Linked DNA regions of Homo sapiens: region 2 is linked to region 1. Evidence: chromatin loops called from intact Hi-C (ENCODE). Cell type or tissue: HepG2. All regions are shown on one strand. Links, peaks and the distances in the headings refer to the core of each region. The heading gives the core; the rest is flanking DNA.

Region 1 (2,802 bases), core at 21-2,520:
CTGGCAACACATCCAGTCCTCACGTCGTCGTTCCGACAGCCCTGAATGAGGTCCCAGCCGACAGCTGGCACCAACCATAGACAGCAGACAGCTCTTCGGATGAATCCAACCCCTGGTCATTGGGTTACCACCTAGAAACAGCCTCCCATGATGCTGAGGAGCCATCTGGCTGATTTTTGTACTTTTTGTATTTTCAGCAGAGACAGGGCTTCACTATGTTGGCCAGGCTGGTCTCAAACTCCTGACCTCAGGTGATCCACCTACCTCGGCCTCCCACAGTGCTGGGATTGCAGGCGTGAGCCACGGTGCCCAGCCTAATTTTTAACTTTTTAGTAGAGAGGGGGGCCTTACTATGTTGCCCAGGCTGGTCTCAAACTCCTGGGCTCAAGTGATCCCCCCGCCTCAGCCTTCCGAAGTGCTGGGATTCCAGGTGTGAACCACCATGCCTGGCGTCTTGAGTATTTAAGCCCCTGAGTTGGGGTAGTTTGTTAGGCAGCGGTGGCTACGTGGGCTGTACACATTCACGGCTCCCTCCCTTCCTGCCCGGGGATGGACACTCCATGAGCTGCCGTGTGGATTCTCCGTCCTTCCCTGCCCTCCCGGGACAGACACTCCATTGCCTCCACTGCATATACATCCTCTAAAACCGGCAGCAGCCTTGCCAGGTCGGAGGTTCCGTCCACACTTACCTGGACTCCAGGACTGCACCTGGTCCCCTGGGGCCACTGCCGTGTCCACCCCACAGTGTGCGTGAGCTCCCTCCCCCTCCTGTACTCAGCATCGTCCAGCTTCCTCATCTTCTCCGGTCCAATGGATATAAGGTTACATCTTGTTTACTTTTCATTTGATTTTTGTTATGATTTGGACACTGCTTATGCAGAATAGTTTTATTTTTATTTTTTTTTAGATGGAGTCTCGCTCTGTGCTCAGGCTGGAGTACAATGGCGTGATCTCGGCTCACTGCAGCCTCTGCCTCTCAGGTTCAAACAATTCTCCGGCCTCAGCCTCCTGAGTAACTGGGACTACCGCCACCACGCTCAGCTAATTTATGTATTTTTAGTAGAGACGGGGTTTCGCCATGTTGGCCGGGCTGGTCTCGAACTCCTGACCTCAAAAGAGCCGTCCGCCTCGGCTTCCCAAACCGCTGGGGTTACAGGCATGAGCCACTGCGCCCAGCCATTACTTTTTATTTTATTTTTATTTTTTGAGACGGAGTTTCTCTCTGTCGTCCAGGCTGGAGTGCAGTGGCACGATCTCAGCTCACTGCAACCTCTGCCTCTCAGGTTCACGCCATTCTCCCGCCTCAGCCTCCCGAGTAGCTGGGACTACAGGTGCGGGCCACCACGCCCGGCTGATTTTTTGTATTTTTAGTAGAGACGGGGTTTCACCGTGTTAGCCAGGATGGTCTTGATCTCCTGACCTCGTGATCCGCCCACCTCGGCCTCCCAAAGTGCTGGGATTACAGGCGTGAGCCACCGCGCCCGGCCATTTGTAGGATTTCTAAAAGGAAGCTGCTATTATTCATTCCTGTCTTATGGGGGAGCTGCAGGCTCAGCGAGGGCAAAGCTGCACAGCAAACAGCAGCACTTGAACATGTCTGCCGGGTCTCAGCGCCAGGGATACAGCTGAGCCAGGACGTTCCCGGCCCCCACAGTGTGCAGGCTGCAGGTGTGGCCCCGATGCCAAGCCAGCAGGGGCTCCCACGCCAGGATTTGTTCAAGACACAGCTCATCTCCACCATTCTATGAAGCGGACTTTAAAATCCCATCTTCTAGACACCAACGCTGAGGCCGGAGCAGCCCAAGCTCCAAGGCACCGTGGCCAGCTGGGGTTCGTATCGAGGGCTGGGGCAGATGCTCCAGCTCTGCCCCACCCAGAGAGACACTTCTGTCTCCCTATGGGGTCCTTGGCGGGTAAACCAGCCCCTGCTCAGGGTGCAAGCACAGAGCATCCCACCGAGGTCCACAGCTACTGCTTTTAAGACTGTTTCCCTGAGAACAGCAACACTGCCCCCCAGCCAGCTCCTGGTAGCATCTAGGGTTGGGACCTCCCACCCCACCAGCCCTGCCACCTGCCTCCTCATGGCATCTCAAGGTGCCAGGGGTGCCTTTCTTGCAGAAGAGCCCTCCATCCTGATCTGCCCACACCGCCCTGGCAGATGCTGTCCACGCCCGGCAGCCTTCTGTGCACCTCAGAGCATGTGTGTGTCGCCATGCACAGAACGATGATTCCTGAGACCCTCGGGTGACTGCTCTGGGCTCAGGTCCCCAGTGATGACCTGGACCCCAGCCTCACCCCACCCTTCCCACCCACTGATGCCCTGCAGAGCTCTCCTGTCCAAGAGGGTGAAGCCCACACCTGCCTGGCCAGGCACAGCCCCAAGAGGACCCTGCTTCTATGCAGAGGGTCTCGGAGGCTGGCAGATGTTCAAGAGGTTGGGCCAGGCTTGGTTTGGGGCTGGGCTGTGGCTCGTCCCCCACATCCTCAGCGGCCTCTGCCATGGGCAGCAGGGGTGGTTGTGCTGCCTGGCCAGTGGGGTGGGGATTGAGGGAGCCACACGGCGAAGCACAGCAGTGAGCTCTTTATTTTAGGCTGGGTGGGGGCAGCATGTGACAGTCAAGAGGGCTGACCCTTGGGCTGCACGGACCTAGATAAGATGCCCAGGGTCCCGGAATGTTCACAGCCCACAGCCAAGGTGAGTAAGGGGCAGGGAATGTCCTGGGCTCAGAGCCCGAGACCCTGCAGGGGTGTCCCTGCCCATCAGCAAACAGCATACCCTGACACCAGCTGCACCCCAGGCCC
Region 2 (2,802 bases), core at 263-2,762, 120 kb after region 1:
GGGAGGCAAACCTTGCAGTGAACTGAGATCATGACACTGCACTCCAGCCTGGGCGACAAGAGCAAAACTCCCTCTCGAAAAGAAAAGAAAAGAAAAGAAAAGTTCATCTGTCCTTTGATCTGGCACATCTTTTATAATGGCCTGTTCTGCCTCTGCCTTGTCACTGAGCAGTGTGGGGAGAATTATGCCCATGAGTTGTGAGGAACTTCTGCATTCTTTTTTTTTTTTTTTTTTAAGATGGAGTCTCACTCTGTTGCCCAGGCTGGACTGCAGTGGCATGATCTTGGCTCACTGCAACCACTGCCTTCCAGGTTCAAGCGATTCTCCCGCCTCAGCCTCCCGAGTAGCTGGGATTACAGGTGCCTGCCACCACGCCTGTCTAATTTTTGTATTTTTAGTAGAGACAGGGTTTTGCCATGTTGGCCAGGCTGGTCTCAAACTCCTGACCTCAGGTGATCCGCCCGCCTCGGCCTCCCAAAGTGCTGGGATTACAGGCGTGCGCCACCGCGCCTGGCCTTTTTTTTTTTTGAGACAGGGTCTCACTCTGCCACTAAGGCTAGAGTGGCGCAATCTCGTCTCACTACAACCTCCGCCTCCGCCTCCCAGGCTCTTGGTCCTCCTACCTCAGCCTCCCAAAGTGCTGGGACGACAGGTGTGAGGCGCCACGTCCAGCCTAGTTCTCTCATCTTACAACGTTCAGGCCCCTGGGCGGGCACTGGAGGTGCTTTCACCATCTGAGACGATGTTTGCTGTCACGTGGGGAGGAGCTTGTCAACCCCATGTTCACACAGGAACTAGTGTCTAAGTGACACATCTCAGCATGTCCCATTCTTGTTTTTTTTTTTTTTGAGGCACAGAGTTTCGCTCTTGTCACCCAGCCTGGAGTGCAATGGCGAGATCATGGCTCACCGCAACCTCCACCTCCCGGGTTCAAGAGATTCTCCTGTCTCAGCTTCCCGAGCAGCTGGGATTATAGCCCTGCGCCACCATGCCTGACTAATTTTGTATTTTTAGTAGAGACAGGGTTTCTCCATGTTGGTCAGGCTGGTCTCAGACTCCCAACCCCCAACCTCAGGTGATCTACCCGCCTCAACCTCCCCAAGTGCTGGGATTACAGGTGTGAGCCACCACGCCCAGCCAGGACCCATTCATTTTTAACCACCTTGCTTTATCTGTTCAAAAGAGAAACAAATTCAGCATGTGTAAATAACTCTGACCACCCTCAATAGGAAGCAGACAGGGCCTTGAGTATTTCTCTCATCTCCTGACTCAGAATCGCAGCGTGTGTCTCTCTTCACCATACCGCACGGGTCCTGCTCGCTGACCCAGCCCGCCTGCTGTCCAGGGCTTCCTCTGTCTCTGCTCTGGGACCTCCCCATGGCCACGCATTCCGCCGCATGGTCTGGATCCCTCGCGGTGTCTGGGTTCAGCCATGCTCAGCCTCTGTGTCGGTCACCAGCCTAGAAACCCTGGAGCACCCCGGGCCGGAACCCTTCCCTCAGATCTGTCGTGAGTTCCCTTTCAGAGATCAAGCCCAGCCTGGCTCAGTCTTGCACCCCTTGGGATCCACGGCCTGTATAGTTACCCTAAAATAAACACAACACAAAACCAGGGCTCTCAAATGTCTGCTTTTCCTCCTGGGCCCCTGAGCTCTGACCCTGCCTGGCTGCACAGACTGTGACAAAGAGAGTATTCAGGGGCCTCGGGGGTGCAGGAGGCCAGGCTGCTCACCAGTACAGTGTGCACATAATCCCTTGGGAGGAGCCAACCTTGTTTTTGAGTCTGAAATGGAATGAGTAAGGCGTGGCCAAAGAAACCTCTGCACTCCACTGGCCCCAGGTGAAGTGGCTCTGCCTGAGTCCAGATGGTGGAGGAGGCCTTTGACCTGAAGTTGACTTTGTGTCTGACTTGCTCTGACTTCTGTCCCAAGGCACTCAGGGTTCTTGCTATGCCACCTTGTACCCTGGGGCCCTGCACTCCTCTCCTGAAATGAAGAACCCTGGAATTCTCTGTGTAATTAGAGCCACAGAACACCTGGGGAACCAGCGCCAACTTACCTTCTCAGCCTCCAGGAACCTACAGTTGAGATCTTCTAGGCTCTGTCTGTAAAGATGCTGAGAGGTATAATTCCTAGAGCTTTTTAATCTGTGGCCAACTGCAGTCATGAGCCACACAGCCCCTCTGAGTGCACTGCCATGGTGTGGAGAAGATTTACAGCCCCTCAAAGGGCTCCGTCTGATATTATTCAAAGCACCAAACACAGAGCATGGGCAAAAGCAAACATGACCAGTGGGTTCCTGATTGATGTCGGCACCTGGAGCCCTTCCCCACCTGCTGTGCTGGTCTTTGTTTCCTTGTGTATCGTTGCTCTGCCTGTAAGAACAGAGGGGCAGGCACCTACCTGGGGTTGCCCTGCTCTTTCCCCAGGCATGAGAAATCAGTGCCTGGTAAATTGGCATGAATGAGCAGCTGGTACCATGAGATAAACATTTTGGGGGTGTTTCTGTTAATGTGATAACTTGATAAAGTGATTGTCCAGCCCCAAGCACTGCTGGATTCATCATCATACTAAATGTCTCTAGTTTGTCCCCAAGCGGAGCAGCCCAGTTACTGATAATTTCCCTCTCCCAGGATTTCCTAATCTACTGGAAATGAAGGACAAGGAGCATGTTTTTAGATGCAGGCAATCCATAACTGTAGAAATGGCCTTGATCTAAAGCAAGCTTGTCCAACCCGCGGCCTGTGGGCTGCATGCGGCCCAGGAAAGCTTTGAATGCAGCCCAACACAAATTCTTAAACTTT

The links. A loop is a pair of places that touch in the nucleus more often than their neighbours do. Peaks named below come from ENCODE experiments on the same cell type or tissue, not always from the same donor. Only the 100,000 strongest peaks of a DNase experiment are listed, where the experiment ranks them.
Region 2: a loop joins it to region 1, with 2.3 times the contacts of the local background. A loop is called at or near these places in 7 of 110 quality-filtered maps.

The regions. Positions count from the first base shown.
Region 1 is chr16:89,704,568-89,707,369 of GRCh38, forward strand. VPS9D1 (VPS9 domain containing 1) reads right to left here. Exons shown (of 15, transcript NM_004913.3): 15 at 2,567-2,802. Among named protein-coding and RNA genes, the nearest start is that of SPATA2L, 4.3 kb to the left of the region's middle. RefSeq lists enhancers at 1,663-1,842, 1,820-2,320. In HepG2, for the core only: a CTCF peak has its summit at 1,552; a DNase peak (open chromatin) is centred at 1,554.
Region 2 is chr16:89,820,960-89,823,761 of GRCh38, forward strand. No RefSeq gene overlaps it. Among named protein-coding and RNA genes, the nearest start is that of FANCA, 5.7 kb to the left of the region's middle. RefSeq lists an enhancer at 1,234-1,403. In HepG2, for the core only: no CTCF peak of the experiment used is centred there; DNase peaks (open chromatin) are centred at 762, 1,712 and 2,293; H3K4me3 peaks cover 1,745 bases.